Regions from separate parts of the Homo sapiens genome. Here region 1 is linked to region 2. A link is an interaction called in ENCODE POLR2A ChIA-PET data of the cell type or tissue named here. Cell type or tissue: OCI-LY7. All regions are shown on one strand. Links, peaks and the distances in the headings refer to the core of each region. The heading gives the core; the rest is flanking DNA.

Evidence for each region. Peaks named below come from ENCODE experiments on the same cell type or tissue, not always from the same donor. Only the 100,000 strongest peaks of a DNase experiment are listed, where the experiment ranks them.
Region 1: POLR2A ChIA-PET joins it to region 2 with 11 read pairs; 2 of 35 experiments call an interaction of 5 or more read pairs at or near these places.

What each region holds. Positions count from the first base shown.
Region 1 is chr12:1,991,170-1,998,842 of GRCh38, reverse strand. It overlaps DCP1B (decapping mRNA 1B), which reads left to right. Exons shown (of 9, transcript NM_152640.5): 2 at 868-908; 3 at 5,452-5,579. It also overlaps a transcript of CACNA1C not described here. Among named protein-coding and RNA genes, the nearest start is that of DCP1B, 9.5 kb to the left of the region's middle. RefSeq lists a silencer at 5,086-5,380. In OCI-LY7, for the core only: no CTCF peak of the experiment used is centred there; no DNase peak of the experiment used is centred there.
Region 2 is chr12:2,189,060-2,196,732 of GRCh38, reverse strand. The region is part of intron 3 of CACNA1C (calcium voltage-gated channel subunit alpha1 C); the gene reads right to left. Among named protein-coding and RNA genes, the nearest start is that of CACNA1C-AS4, 31 kb to the left of the region's middle. RefSeq lists enhancers at 4,373-4,942, 4,943-5,510, 7,123-7,673. In OCI-LY7, for the core only: no CTCF peak of the experiment used is centred there; a DNase peak (open chromatin) is centred at 3,642; H3K4me3 peaks cover 185 bases.

The DNA.
Region 1 (7,673 bases), core at 1,731-6,730, 200 kb after region 2:
AAATTAAACCATGTAAATTGCAAAAGTACATTTTAAATTCTGAATTACAGTAGGTCTGGTTCGTGGTTAGTCAAACACCTGGATACTTACATGTGTGTTTTTTAGTATGCATTATATGGATGAATATTATAATGGCCTAGCTTCCTGCCTTTGGAGAAATGGAAAAGAAATGTGAAGTGACCTAGTTAAACCATCATTTTAACTTTACCACCTCTCCCAGATTTTCTCAGGCAGATTTCTTGAGTCCTAACTTGGTAATACTTGTGTAACTTTACTTCAGTGATCTCGGGTCAGACCTTGACTGTAAATATACTACACTAAGTAGGTGATTGATTCATCTGAGAACTCTGTGGCATCATTGCCCTCTCTGTCTAGCAGTCAAAGTAAAGTTATTGACAGATCATCTGCTCTCCTAAGTCACTGGATATGGCAGGAGAAAATGAACCCAGAAAACAAAATGAAGGATAGTGAAATGCAGACACCAGTGATGTCTGCAGCTTTCTCTATACCCAGTGTGGTGGAAGGAGAAAAAGGCAGCACTCTTCTTTCTAATTAAATCCGCATAGCACACTTATTTTCTCATTGTTTCAGCTAAGGGTATGCTGCTATCCCTGTATTTGGTAAAGAGAGATAATGATGATTTGTTTTATAAATGACAAAAGAAAGACTGCTTCCTGCTGCCTAATCTGCAGAGGCACAATGATGACATAGAACTTGCTTTCTCCTTTTCCTGAGAATAACTCCTCATGTTGGGTATATTTGGCCCATTGAAGTTATATATAATTCCTATTCTATGAGAATTTGTTTTATACCTTTGTGAATTGAAGAGAACATACATGTCTTGTGTGTTTTGTTTTTATTGTTTAGGAGAAAACTGATGTGGAAGGAACCTTATTTGTTTATACAAGGTAAGAGTGTTTCACTTTTATAAAGAAACTAATCTTCAAAATAATATTTTAGCTCCGTTGTGTCACTCTTCTTCAAGTGCATGCAGTTTTATTTCAAAAAGAAGTAAAAGAATTAAATCTCAGTTTTGAAATTATTAGTTGACACGAAGAAGGGAATACCAAATAATGTCACCTGGTATATCGTGATGAATACTAATTTCAGAATATAATTTAAACTTCAATGTAGATGAACTTAAATCATTGACTGGGCACTGTTTAAAATAGATTAAATATTCTTTGATTCAAGTGAATGGCACAAAGTTCTTGAATATAATGCATTGGCAAGGAGCTAGAAGAACACTATCAGAAATACTAGATTGTTCAGTTAATATTTGGAAAAGGGTTTCATTGATCATTTTTCTTTTTTTTGAGATGGAGTCTCGCTCTGTCACCAAGGCTGGAGTGCAGTGGCACGATCACAGCTCTTGGCTTGCTGCAACCTCTGCCTCCTGAGTTCAAGTGATTCTCCTGCCTCAGCCTTCTGAGTAGCTGGGATTACAGGCATGCGCCACCACGCCCAGCTAATTTTTAGTAGCAACGGAGGTTTCACCATGTTGGTCAGGCTGGTCTCAAACTCCTGACCTCGTGATCCACCCGCCTTGGCCTCCTAAAGTGCTGGGATTACAGGCGTGAGCCACCGCACCTGGCTGTTGATCACTTTTCTCCCACCCCTGACTCTTTAAAAAAGCATGATCCAAAATTGAAGATGTCTTTCAGTCCTCCATTGTCTAGTCAATAGAATATGTTTCAGGATAGATTTAATAAACTCATGTTTTTAGTCATTTCTTGTTATCAGATATTAATATCAAATTACGAGTGCATATAGAGACATACATTATGTATATTGGCTCAATAAATAAACTTTTCATTCACATAAACATTCACATAAAATGTCATAGCCAAAGGTCATCACCTTCAATGAGGGTACAAAGATGAAATTAAAAGACCTAATATAAACCTTTCTAGGGGTATCTGTTTCACTGGGGAGACAGGAAATACACACACACAAGTGTATTTTCTTTCCACATATATTCATGTTTATGGTAAGCCACAATACAGGATAGAGTATCCTAAGTGCCAGTGGATAGATTCTGAGCAATGAATGGGCTGCTGTGATCATGGAAGGCTTTATCGCAAGCTTGTCCAACCCACGGCCCATAGGACACGTGGCCCAAGATGGCTTTGAATGTAGCCTGACAGAAATTCGTAAACTTCTTTAAAACATTAGAAGAGTTTGTTGTTTTTTTTTTTTTTTTTTTTTTTTTTTTTTTTTTTTTTTAGCTCATCAGCTATTATTAGTGTATTTTATGTGTGGCCCAAGACAATTCTTCCCTTTCCAAGGTGTCCCAGGAAGGCCAAAAGATTGGACACCCCTGCTTTATAGAGTGATGTGTCTTGAATTGGGCCTCAGGAATATGGTGGAACTTAGCTTGCATAGAGGAGAGGGAAGGCAGTCTCAACAGGAAGAATGGCAAAAGCAGGGGCGGAGAACCTGGTGTGTTAAAGGGACAGTGAGGGAGATGTGGTGCAGAGGGCTTATACTGGTTTATAGTAGTTAGCAAGTGTAAAGAGATTTGCTAGCTTGGAATGGCAGACTCTGGATTTTGAGATTATTTTCTTAGCAGTAGGAAGTTATTGAAGGCTTATGAACAGGAGAGTAATAGAGAAAATGTATGGGGAAAGTCAGTGTATTCACTTCATGGGGACGCACTAGTTCTGGAAGAAATTGGAGTCAGGACAGTGAGAAGATTATTGCAGTGGGGTAGATATGAAATGATGAGAGTTGGGATTAGAATAATAGAAATTGAAATGGAAAGGGTATTGCAATGGTGAAATTTTAAAAATGACAATATTTTGAACATGGAAGATTGAGAATGACAGAAGCATTGGTGGAAAAGAAAGACAGGAGGTCAAGAATGTGGCTTGAGGATCAGCCCTCATTTTACTTTGAAGTAATGATTTGGAACTGGTAGCAGGACACTTGGGTGGAGGTGGCCAGCCCCTCAGAGTAAGGGCAGGGCTGGAGATGGTTTAGAGTTGTCTGAAGTAATTTGGTAGTTGAAACCATGAAATAAAAGCTGTTCCCTGAAGGAGTGAGTATAAAGAGGAACCGATGAGGGTTTATGGTTAGGTTTGAGGGCCAGCAAGGATACAGATGAGTCAGCTGGAAAGATAAAAGCAGGACTAGAACAGCACAGAGAGGCCCATTTGGGGCAAAGTGTGGGCATGATGGAGGTCTGTGTATGCTGGGCAGGAGGGAGCTCAGCTGCAGGGGAGGAAGGTCTGTTCCAGTGGAGGCAACAATGGGAGGTGGAAGGAAGGAATGGGAGGCAAGGCCAGCACACTTGGTGACAAGGAGGTCAGGTTCTTCACAGTCTCAGAAGAGCAGTGGAGTACCCAAGAACCGTTGGTATATGAGTCTACATTATGCTCCCAAACATCCAGAGCACCAGAGCATGCCCCCAGGCAAGTTTATTGGGTAGAGTATGAGCACTCTTGAGGATTCTGAAGTTTACAACAAAAGCCATAGGGTTGCACTGTACTATGTGCCATGCACACAGGGTGCGTTCTCACTCATCTCTCACAACACGCATTATGATTCTTTGGAGAAGTGACAGAAAAGATGTATTAGTAAGTATTAATGATTGATTTGGGGAATTTTTAGTAGGGTTTTTTTTTAACTATGGAAGAGGAACAAATCATACAAATATTTTCTTTTGTACATCCAGACCAAATATAAGTTTGTATTTTCAAGGATTTCTTACTATACTCTAAGTCTCTAATGGAACTCTCAATTAAACAAAACATTAAATTGAGAAAAAAATCCTTTGCTGTTTTTTAGTCTTTTCTCCAAATCTAACTCCTCAAGAATGGGATGCCTCCCTTATCCCCTGCAAAACAAAAACCTCCCAGATCCTAGAATGTTGAAGGCTTTCTTCAGTAGCGAATTACAAAAAGCATGTAAAACTCATGGTGGGTGGGGGGTGGGAGGCTTGTTACAGGGAATGGAGCTGGCAGTGATTTATTTTGACTTCTCTTACAGAAGTTGCTTTAGAGCAGTTGGCACATTTATCCCCTGGGCCTATTTTCTAAATTATGAGATGCTATAGTAGCTGTACTATTAAAGAGGTGAGATCCTGTTGTGATAATGAAATACATGCAGAATCAAATTCTCATTCTTGTATGAAAACACTTAATCCCATTTAAAAAATCATTTATTTCCTCCCATGCCTTCCTTTCTGTAATAGAGAGTTCATAGAGACACCCACTGGTGATTTCTGAACTTGACAGTTCCAGAAGACCCCTAACAGAGCTCTTTGGGAGTACATTTTCATTCTTCCTCTGAATTTAAGTTGAAGTGATGATCATGATTATTTCTGGTATTGATTGTATGCTTACCACCACTTTACCCCTTTGTAAAATAAGCTAGGCAAGGATTGCCTCCCATCAATTTTAAAATTGGAGGTTTCAGAAGAAAATCCTGGTAGTGGTTATGTAGCTGTGTTCCTTGATCAGTATCAAATAGAGGTAAAATAAAACTAAGACATAAACAACTTGTCTTCCTGTTGCTCATAACATTTCTGTGGGTTTGTTAATAACAGCCCTAGCACCCTCATTTAAAGTAAATAAATGAATTCTGCTTGCTTCAGCTTCAGTGTGTAAGTATGTGGTGTTTCATTTGTCACCGGAAGTTGCGCAGTTGAATTACTATATGGCTGTCACCCAAGGGTAGATGAATGCACATGTAGTTGTTAGAGTTTATACTCAGTATAATTTGGATTCTTTCTGCCTGGCAGAGCAGGCATTCAAGGTTTATTGAGTGAAATGAAAATAAAACATCACTAAATGTCACATTTTTATAGAGAAAAACTTATAGTGGTTTATCTGTGAAGCTGTTTGCTTTGCATTGAAGAAAACAAAGTATCTGCCCTTTGCACTGTTATGTAAACTTCTAGTTCAGGCTGTGTCCTCACAAGTTCATTGTTCAGAGTTGCTTCATATCACTAAGAGATTTTGCAGGCTTCAATTTCAGACTAACACTTAAAATTTTCTATGAAAATTTTCTTCATATAATTGTGATGTACACTCTAATATTAACTACCAAGATTGTTTAAAATATCTTTAATTAATTTAACTTTTAAAAAGTATTCTTTAAAAGTCAGTAATGTTTTAAAAAGTAGTTACTCTGCCTTAAAGGAATTTACAACGTTAGGTTAAGAAATAAACAACATCTGTATACACACACACACACACACACACACACACACCACAAATGAAGTATGACTCAATTTTACCAAATGAATCATCATGCCAGTGCTGCTGCATTACATGGGAATTAGTCCATAATGATGCCAGTGGTGAAGAAGTACGTGTACAGGCTGCTTATATAAAGCTGCATATACAAACAAAGGTTGAGAGACACATCAGAATGTACTTATACTGAAAATATAGCATACTAAGCAATTTGTCTATTGATTTCCCCCTGACTCCTTGTGATTTTTAGGTCTGCTTCTCCAAAGCATGGATTCACCATTATGAATAGGCTGAGCATGGAAAATAGGACAGAACCTATTACTAAAGACTTGGATTTCCAACTCCAGGACCCTTTCCTTCTCTACAGAAATGCCAGATGTGAGTCTTTCTTACTACAGTGGGTTGTTTTACTTCTGAAGTTTGGCCAAGTGTTTAAAATTGTACAGTGTTTGCCATTGTGTTTGCATTTGGTATCAGTGGCTATGGGGGGTGTCAGCATTTTAACAAATGTTAATGTTTAGGAAATGCATGCCCTAATGATGGAATAGATTCTTCCTTGGAAGAGTTTAAGTGAATATAAATATGATGATATAAACCTAAACCCTGTCTTTTGAAGCTTTATGGATTTGTAGTGTGAACCCATTGCTGATCTTAAGCCTGAGCAGGGCTGGGTGAGGCAAGTTCTTAGTGAGGAGACTGCAGAGACACACACATAGGTGGCTCCCTGAACGAAGAATTAACGAGTCTGCTATGGCACTTTTTCTTTATGTATCACTTTTGGCCGAGTGAGCTGACAAAGTGTTTGAGGGCCTGTATTGTAGGAGTGCCATCTTCTGAATACAAGTAAATAAAAAATCAAAGTCCAAAAAGTTTCTTTCAGTCATTAAGAATTTAATAACCCTTTGTAATGTGGAAGTCGTAGTAGGTAACTAAATAGTCCTTGTCAGATTTGAAATGAAGTAGCCATCGCCTTTCTCATACTACATTTTACTCTCGTATCGTTTCTGACCACTTGTGTTGCACTGCTGGTCAGCCCAGAGGAAGATTGCTGAAAATATGCCAGTTGCAGGGACATCTCTACACACAGAAAACAAGAACATAATACTCAATATATAAATACATATGTGTGCACACACATGCACCTTATGCTTTGTGGACAGCTTTCATAAAGACCTTGCAGTGAAGAAATGTTTTCTGTATATTTTTCATCCTACTCTTTGAACTCAAGATACATGAATTTGCCTACCATATACTATTCAGTGTAATTTTAATGAGTATAATGTAAATAATATTTGACATTTTAACCCCAATGCATCATTAAGATGCATTAAAATGATGCTGTATATAATTGTCATAATAGGTGGTTATCCTATTATTTAGAGAATAAATTTTTATGAGAGAAAAAAATAAAGCTATTGAAACTATAATATGACTTACTAATGGCAGGTCCTGTGAAATGAAAAGTTTTGCAATATAGAAAAATATTGTGTTTTCTCCTCATGTTTCTTTGCCGAAAGGTACACTTTATCAATTGTAGTTTATTACTAAAGACTTGGAATTCCAACTCCAGGACCCTTTCCTTCTCTACAGAAATGCCAGTTTGAATTGTTTATAGTTTGAATTGTTTTGTGTGCTTATAGTTATGTCAGGGTTTTTTTTGAGATTATTAGATTTTATGTCAAATTAATATATAATTTAAGTCCTAATAAAATAACTACAAAGTTACCTGTAATCATCACTTTTGGTTGCTTTTATTTTGGATAAATACATGGTCTGATCAGTTATAGGTAATATTTTATTTTAAATTCTTATTATAGATCACATATTAACTACTATACCAAAAATATAAAAACACAAACTCTCTTTAATGCATCAATTTAAAAAATAACCTTCTTAAGTCCCACAGGGTTTATCTGATAGAAAATACTATTTAGATCTAATAAACATACACCTTGGTTCTAAGCGTGTGCTGTCCACTATGATAGTCACTAACTACTGTGGCCGTTTAGTACCTGAAGTGTGGCTAGTCTAAACGGAGCTGCACTGTGAGTGTCCAACAGGCACCAACTGTCAGACAGTGCAAAAAAAAAAGGAAAAAACCTCAATTATTAATTATTTTATATTAACATGTTGAAATGACAATATTTTGGATAAATTGGGCAAAATAAAATATATTATTAATTTCACTTGCTTCTTTGTATTTTTTAATTTAAAATAACAGATGTGGCTCACGTTCGTGGTTCCCCTCATATTTCTATTGAATGGCACTGTTCTATTTTAATTTGTTTTTCATATTTTATTTTATGTTTCCGTATTTTATAATGATTTTCATTTATTTTACCATGTTTAATAATCACAATTTTGTGGAGTAGACATTTTCATTGCCATTTTGCAGATGAGGAAACTGAGACTCCAGTGAGGAGGCAGACTGTGTAAAAACCCACAGATTCTGATTTCACTTCCGTTGCTTTT
Region 2 (7,673 bases), core at 1,137-6,136:
AGTAAAGATGCATAAAGCAACCGTCTTTTACGCTTCAGTGTAAATGTGTTCATGTGCTGGCTGGAACCACTGAAGGCCTTCAGGGAGTCTGCAACTGCAATTCTACATTATCCATTTGCAAAAATACTACTTTCCATTATGATTTATGGCAACCATATAGTGTGTCAGCTGTGTTATGCACTAAACAGGCCAGCCTGGAAAACTAAATGCCATTTGCAGTTTTCTAAGTTTGAAACACCAACTTAATAATAAATAAAAGAGCAGTTCAAAAGTTGGGAATCATCTATAAATTACTTCTGTGTGAAAAACTCAAAATATCTTATCAGGCCTCATTTGGGCTTTCACAACACCTAAGCTGGGAAATTCTGACTTGACTTTATCACAATTTATCACCTGAGCGTAGCAGAGAATCCTGGATTCATTACTTCCCACTAAGAGGTGGTTAACTGTTAGACTAAGCTGGCAAATCACAAGTATCCAGGCCAGACAGACAAGAGGAGCTTCCTAAACCAACAGAAGGACCCCAGACTCCTTGCCCCAGGTACACTGCCCTAAACCAGCCTGCCCCATCCACTTTAAGTACAAAAGGAAGTCTCAAGACAGTTCTCATCAGTTACATCATAATCTCTAAAGCAGAAGTTATTGGAAGAGAGGCTGAAGGATCCCAATAAGCTCCACATCCCTGAAGTAAGCCCTGCTCCACTAAGATCTACTTAGCAGGGATGGTACACTTGGTGCACAGGCTGGGGACCATCTGATCTGAACACTCCTCTGCCAGCGATGCTCCAGGAGCTCGGACCACGTGGCCTCAGGAGTCTTTTTCTCCCAAAGGCTGGGATCTCCAGGGATGCTGACATAAAATGAAGGAGTGGACTAAGTGGTCACTGTGGTCCCTTTCCAGATCTGACATACGAATTCTGAGTTTGGGGCTGAGGGGAAGCCCCTTCCCGGTTTCGACATTCCCTATCCTAAGCACTGTCGAATTCCAGGTGCAGAGCGAGAGCTAGAGTAATATAATCTTGCGACTCCCTGAAAAATCAGTTCTAAAATTATTTCCCTATTCTGTTTAGGATGCTCATCCATCTGTCCTCCTTGCCTTCATCCCTACCCCTGCTTCCTACAGAAGTGGTTTCCTAACCCCCATTCAGTTTGTCCAACATCAGAAGACATTTTGATGATGGCATTTTTTCTTGTGACAGCAATGTTTTCCAAAGGAACTTGTCACTGAAATAAGGGAAACAACAAATCATAGATCTTTAGAGCTGGAAACCTACTTAAGTGCATCCAATTCAATCCTGCCACTTTACTACAGGAGAAACTGAGGCCCAGAGATTTGCCCAGTGGTAGTAGCAGTAGCACAGCCATGAGCCCCAGTGAGTTCCTCCCTGCCTGTCCTGTGTTCTGTGGGAAAACTCCATTTCCTGCGGAAGAATCCCTCCTTCCACAGGGAGGGGCGTGGTGAGGTCCTCCAGCTGTGATCAGGACATGCCTTAACCTCCCTGAGGCTTTGGGACACTAAAACCCACTCCTCATGACTTACCGCCTGGACCAACTGACAATGTGTGCAGGCACTTAGCAAGGTGCCAGGCACGGCATGGGTGACTGTCACCATCATCACTGCTGCTATCGGTGATTTAAATACACACACACACACATCTCTTCTTTCATTCAGGGAAGTGTATTTGATTCATTTTCAAGACAACATTAGAATACATTCCCTATTTTAGTAGCTTGAAACTTTCTACCAGATCCCATCATAGCCAAAAAGACATCCTAGTCAGTGTTTGCTCTTGGGAATAAAGTGTCCCCAATGTCCTCAGAAGACCTTAGATCAGAAAACATTCCTATTTTCAACAGTGATGAAATTTTCAGATATTCCAATACGGATGCAGGGTAAGTCCTGGGGAACACTGTGCTCCTCTGAGGCCAGAAACCCAGTGACTCCTCCCCTCAGGTGCTCCACGGCAGGGTCAGGACTTTGGGGAGAAACGTTCCTGCATGGGAAGATGGATCGAGCTGCTGGAACATAAGTGATAACAAGGAAAGCAGCTCAGATAAGGCCCAAAACTTCTCCAGTCACTGAAATACCAGGCTCACAGTGGAGAGGGTATGTAAACAAGAATGTCACAGAGCAGGAAGGGGGAAGGAAGGAAGATAGGCAAGGAGACCCAAGAGCAAAGTCATCAATGAAAAACATTTGGCAGAAAATATCCAAGAGAAAGAACAGTACATGAACAGAAAGGGAGAAACAAAGCTCACCAGCAGCACAAGGTCAACGTGAGTAAGCTATGTAATATGGCTGCTCAGAGGAGGGGGAAGAGGGGACAATCAGGAAGAGGAGGGGGAGCAGGAAGGGGAAGGGGAAGAGCAGGGAGGAGGAGGAGAGGGAGGAAGAGCACAGAGGAGGAGGAACGGGAGGAGGCAGAGGAGGTGTAGGAGGAGGAGGGATAGGAGCAGGAGGAGGAGGAGGAGGAGGAGGAGGCAGTGGAGGAGGAACAAAAGGAGTAGAAGGAGGAGGAGGAACACAGGGGGGAGCAGGAGGGGAAGAAGAGGAGAGGAACAGGAGGAGAAGCACTAGGAGGAGGAGGGAGAGTGGGAGGAGCCAGAGGAGGAGCAGGAGGAGGAGGACGGGGCAGGTAATCTTGGGCTGCATCAGTGGGAATCCGCTGACTCTAAGAGGAAGCCTCTTACTGCCTGGGGTCCAGTTGGAGCTGAGGTATCCTGGGTCAGGAATAAACACTGAGGTTCACATGGGAGTGGCCAGGACTGAGGGAGAGGGTGCAGAGACAAGGATGGCTAACCTCAAGGAAGATAAGTAAGAAGCACAGAAGCACTGTCTTCAATACCAAGACAGACGTCCTAGGGAAGAGAGGACACGTTCCTCCTCTGAGGACAAAATGAAGAGCAGCAGGTAGAAAATAAAGACTGGCAGCTCTAAGAAAAACCTTCCTTCCAATCATAATCTTCCCCACATAGATGGCCAGCCCTGGAGGTGTCAGGGCAGAGGCCAGACAGACCTGTCAAGGCTGCTGTAGGAGAAGGGCCTCCTCGGCTGGGTGGGCTGCAGAGGCCCAGTCTAGCACTGTGATACCAGGAAAGCAGGGGAGAGAAGGGTTCCAACCCAAGGCCCTTGCTCAATTCAGACGGCTTGCTCATCGCTTGCCTGAGTTCTCTTCCTACCTCTAAACAGAAGGAAAGGTGGCGAGCTCTCAACACCAGCCTCTACAGGGAAGGAGTGCATGGAACCTTTACAAGTTTTTTGTTTTTTGTTTTTTTTTGAGACAGGGTCTAGCTCGATTGCCCAGGCTGGAGTTCAATGGTGCAATCTCAGCTCACTGCCACCTCTGCCTCCTGGGCTCAAGCCATCCTCTCACCTCAGCCTCCCAAGTAGCTGGGATGACAGGTATGTGCCACCAGGTCTGGCTAATTTTTGTACTTTTTGTAGAGACAGGGTTTCGCCATGTTTCCCAGGCTGATCTCAAACTCCTGGGTTCAAGTGATCCACCCGCCTCAGCCTCCCAAAGTGCTGGAATTTCAGGCATGGGCCTCTGCACCCGGCCTTGACGTGACAAGTTTCAACCAGATGTTCCTGGCAGGGCCAGTAAGCCCCAGCACACCTGGCAGGAAACCATGATGTTCTCCCCTCACTCCAGGTGTGGAATCACAGCAACTAACAGCTTCTCCTGGGTGTACCCTGCAAATGCAAACCTACATGGAATGACATCTTGAATCCGAGGTGGGGAAATCTGCTCAAACAGACAGCTGTTTAAAAGGTTCTCTTCCCATTTGTACCTGATGAACTCTCTTCTGACTCTGAATGCAGAGGACAAAGGCCCACCTCCTCGGAAAAACACACAGCATGAAACTCTGGCTCAGCGCACCCTCTCCAGCTGTCCCTCACCGCTCCCCATCACACACTACACGTATCACAGCACCGCCAAGTCTTCCAGGGCTCTGTGGAGGAGGGGGAGAGTGGGGGGAGTGCCAGGTACCGTGTGGAGGAGGGGGAGAGTGGGGGGAGTGCCAGGTACCGTGTTACACACTTTCATACATTATCATCTTTAATTCTCACGACAACTTTCCAGTTGTGATGGCAGCATTCACATTTCACATAAGGGAAAATTAACTTTAATGAAATTAAACATAAAAGGAAAAAGTACTTAAAACCGACACAATTAGCTTCTGCCTTCTGAGACAGTGACATCCTTCAAAGCATGGGAAATGGACGTCTTTACTGCCCCTCTCCCTGTGGAAGGAGACAGGGTCCATCCCACGTGAGCCGGCCCGGCCTGCTGTGAGTCCGCAGGCACGGGAATCCACGCGCAGAAGAAGGCTTGGAGCTGAGCTCAGGGGTGGGGACTGGAGAGGGCTGAACTGCTCTGTATAACAAAAACAGGGGGCGGTGGGTGTTAAGAGTTGTTTGGGAGCAGCAAAGTGGGAGAGGTGGAAAGGGCAAGAAATATAGGAAGACACAGCAGCCAACCTGGCAAAAAGGCCTGAGGGGATTTCTCAGCACAGAAGTTTCAGATATTCAACATTCACATTACTGTGATGTCAGCTCCATCTTCCCAAAAACTTGAGTGCAGGCTGAACCAAAAACCGTGAGAGGGAGGGAGGGGGTGTGTGTGTGCGCGCCCATGTGCGTGCATGTGTGTGTGTGTGTCTGTGCCTGAGTGTGTATGTGTGTGCCTGTATGTGTGAGTGCGTGTATATGTGTGAACGTATGTGTGTGAATACATGTGTGCGTGCGTGTACACGTGTGCCTGTGAGTACATGTGTGCGTGTATGAGTGTCCATGTGTAGGTGTGTGCCTGTGTGAGACCATGTGTGCATGTGTGTGCCTGTGTGTACGTGTGCGCCTGTGTATGCGAGTACATGTGTGAGTGCATGTGTGTGCCTGTGTATGTGTGTGTGCATACGTGTGCCTGTGTACGTGAGATCATGTGCATGTATGTGCCTGTGGAGGTGTGCCTGTGTGTGAGTGCATGTGTGTGCCTGTGTGTACGTGTGTGCCTGTATGAGACCATGTGTGCATGTGCCTGGGTGTACGTGTGTGCCTGTATGAGTACATGTGCGTGTGTGTGCCTGTTTACATGTGTGCCTGTGAGTGCATGTGTGCCTGAGCGCATGTGTGTGAGTGCATGTGTGTATGCTTGAGTACATGTGAGTGCATGTGAGTGAATGTGTCCATGTGTGTATGTGTGAGTGTATGTGTGTGTATACATTAAAGAAAAAGCATCAGGCCCATGTCTGGGTTAATCCACAGCAAAAGGAAAGTCACAGCCAGAGAACGTGACTCCCGGTGAGCCTGGAGCCAGCGTGACTGCAGAGGGCCAGTCCCCAGGTGATGCCGGTACGCTGGAGAAGGCCTGGGAAGATGTGCGGAGACAGACACCTGGGACACCTAAGGACCAAGCCCAGAGCCACGCTGCTGGTGAGTGTGGGCCGGCGCTTCAGTCTGTCTCTATCTGAAGACACATCCAGGCCTTTTCCTCTTCCTTGCTTGGGTTGCTGCTCTTCTCATGCCCCTGCTCTCCTGGACCCCACATCCAGCACCCCACACCCCACATCTCCCTGGCAAAATCCCCTCTGACAGAGCCTCTCCTGACGCCCCAGGGTGAACGGGCTGCTCCGTGGAGTGGGGACATGGCTGACGTGCACCACACCTGCTCTTCCTCCTGGGCACGGCACTGGACCACACTTCCCAGTATCCCTGGACAAGGCAGGGCCACAGGCTGAGTCCCAGCCAATGGGACTTGCAGGAAATGACTGGCACCCTTTCTAGGCCTAGACCCTAAAACATGGGTGCGACTTGGGCCCTTATCTGTCAGCCAGACTCAGGGGTTTAAAAGGGGGCGGGTTCCAAGGCCTGAGAGGATGGCACAGCCTGTCGGCAGAAGTATTCTGAGACCCTGAATAACCCTTCTTGCCACCCCACCAATCCAAGCTGGGCTGTGATGTGAACAAGAAACTAACCTTTACTCTGTGAAGCCACCAGCTGCTGGGGGTGACTTGCTACAGCAGACAGGCTACTCAGAGCACTGTGCTCCTCTCTCTACAGCCTCCTCGCCTGCCGGCTGTATTTCCATTTTCCACAAACACACCTGTTTTCCCACTGGATTGACCTCCTTGAGGAAAGGAACTGTATTATACTCATTTCTACGTCCTTTGCACCTAGAATGCACAGCTTATGTCTTCATTGAGTGCGTAATGAATAAATAAGTGAATGGCTGGCAGGGCCTAGTGGAACCCAACACGTCTACGATACCCTGAAAAAATTAAAACAAACAAACAACAAAAAACAGAAAACCAGACCCAATGCTAGATAAACGGCTGATGGAGGGAATGGGGCACTGCGGGGCGGGGATGAGCAAAGCCTTCCCTGCTGTGCAGCCACACCTTGAATGACAAAAACCTTACCTGGGAGAACGCTGGCTGGCAAGGAATTTTTCACTGTGCTCCATCCTACAGTATTTTGAAATCTTTTGTTTAAATCGATTGGCAATGTTTAAACACGCCATTTCACACAGAAGTACAACATTGCTAATTAGGCAATAAGGAGAGAGACAGTGTCATTTCCTGGTAACGCATCATGCACAAAAAGCCCTCCCTCCTTCCAATAAATTTTAAAGGATTTCACATCATCTCATTTTTAGTGCAGAAAGAGGATTCCATTCCATTAACAAAGAGCAGGTTCTGGTTGGCTGTGCTATTCCTTTAACGTTGAACCACAAGGCATGTCCCAAGATGCTTCACTCAGGTGTAAGAAGCACTGGTACCCAGCCTTGAAGGTTTCGGCTCTCACCTGGATCACAGGCAGCCTCTTTTGGGACCTCCTTTGTTCTCTTGCGTCAGTGATCTCAAGGGATCTGCATCTTCTTTTGCTGTAGATAATTGCCTCAAGTACTTTTGTGAGTTTTTTTCTTTCTTCTTTAAATATCACTAGTTGTAAGAGCCCTTAATGAGCACGTTATTTTAATGGGGCTGGCCACAACTTCATGCTGTTTTACTTTAGCTTCTCTTATGGCAGGTAAATCACAATGGCGGAAGATGGCCAAATGTTCCTTGGTTTCCCTGCCCCTACAGGTTTCCACTCCACACGCTGATAGTTTTCCAGCCAGTTAGCAGCCCTCTGCCTGGAAGCTGCCCTTTGGAAGCTGGACCTGGCCCCCTCATCTCGCGCAGCAGCCAGCGCCCAGCTTCAGTCCCCACACAGGCAGCCACGATGGCCCATATGGCAAGTCTCCCTGTTTCCATGGACTGGGCCCTTCTGACACGTCCTGGGGAGCCTGCTCCCGCAGCGTGCAAGGTTTTCTCCAGCCTTCTCTCCTTGTACGCATCCCACTCTTATCCCGAGTCAGTTCTTCCCCATTCCTCTGGTAGCCATTTGGTGCTCAATATTTGCACACACAGCCAGCAAGGGACCTCTGTCCTCGCTGCATCCATCTAGCACAAGGCTCTCTTACTGGGCAAGGGGAGAAATCCTGTATCAGGTTACACCAGATCCACACAATGGTGCTAACCCAGGCACCATCCCAGGAGAACCAGTGTTCTCCACTTCTCCCAACACTTAGAAAAGCTGAGCTGTTTGATGCTTCACGTTGGGAATGTGTCTTTTTTTTTTTTTTTTTTTTTTTTTTGAGACGGAGTCTCGTTCTGTCGCGCAGGCTGGA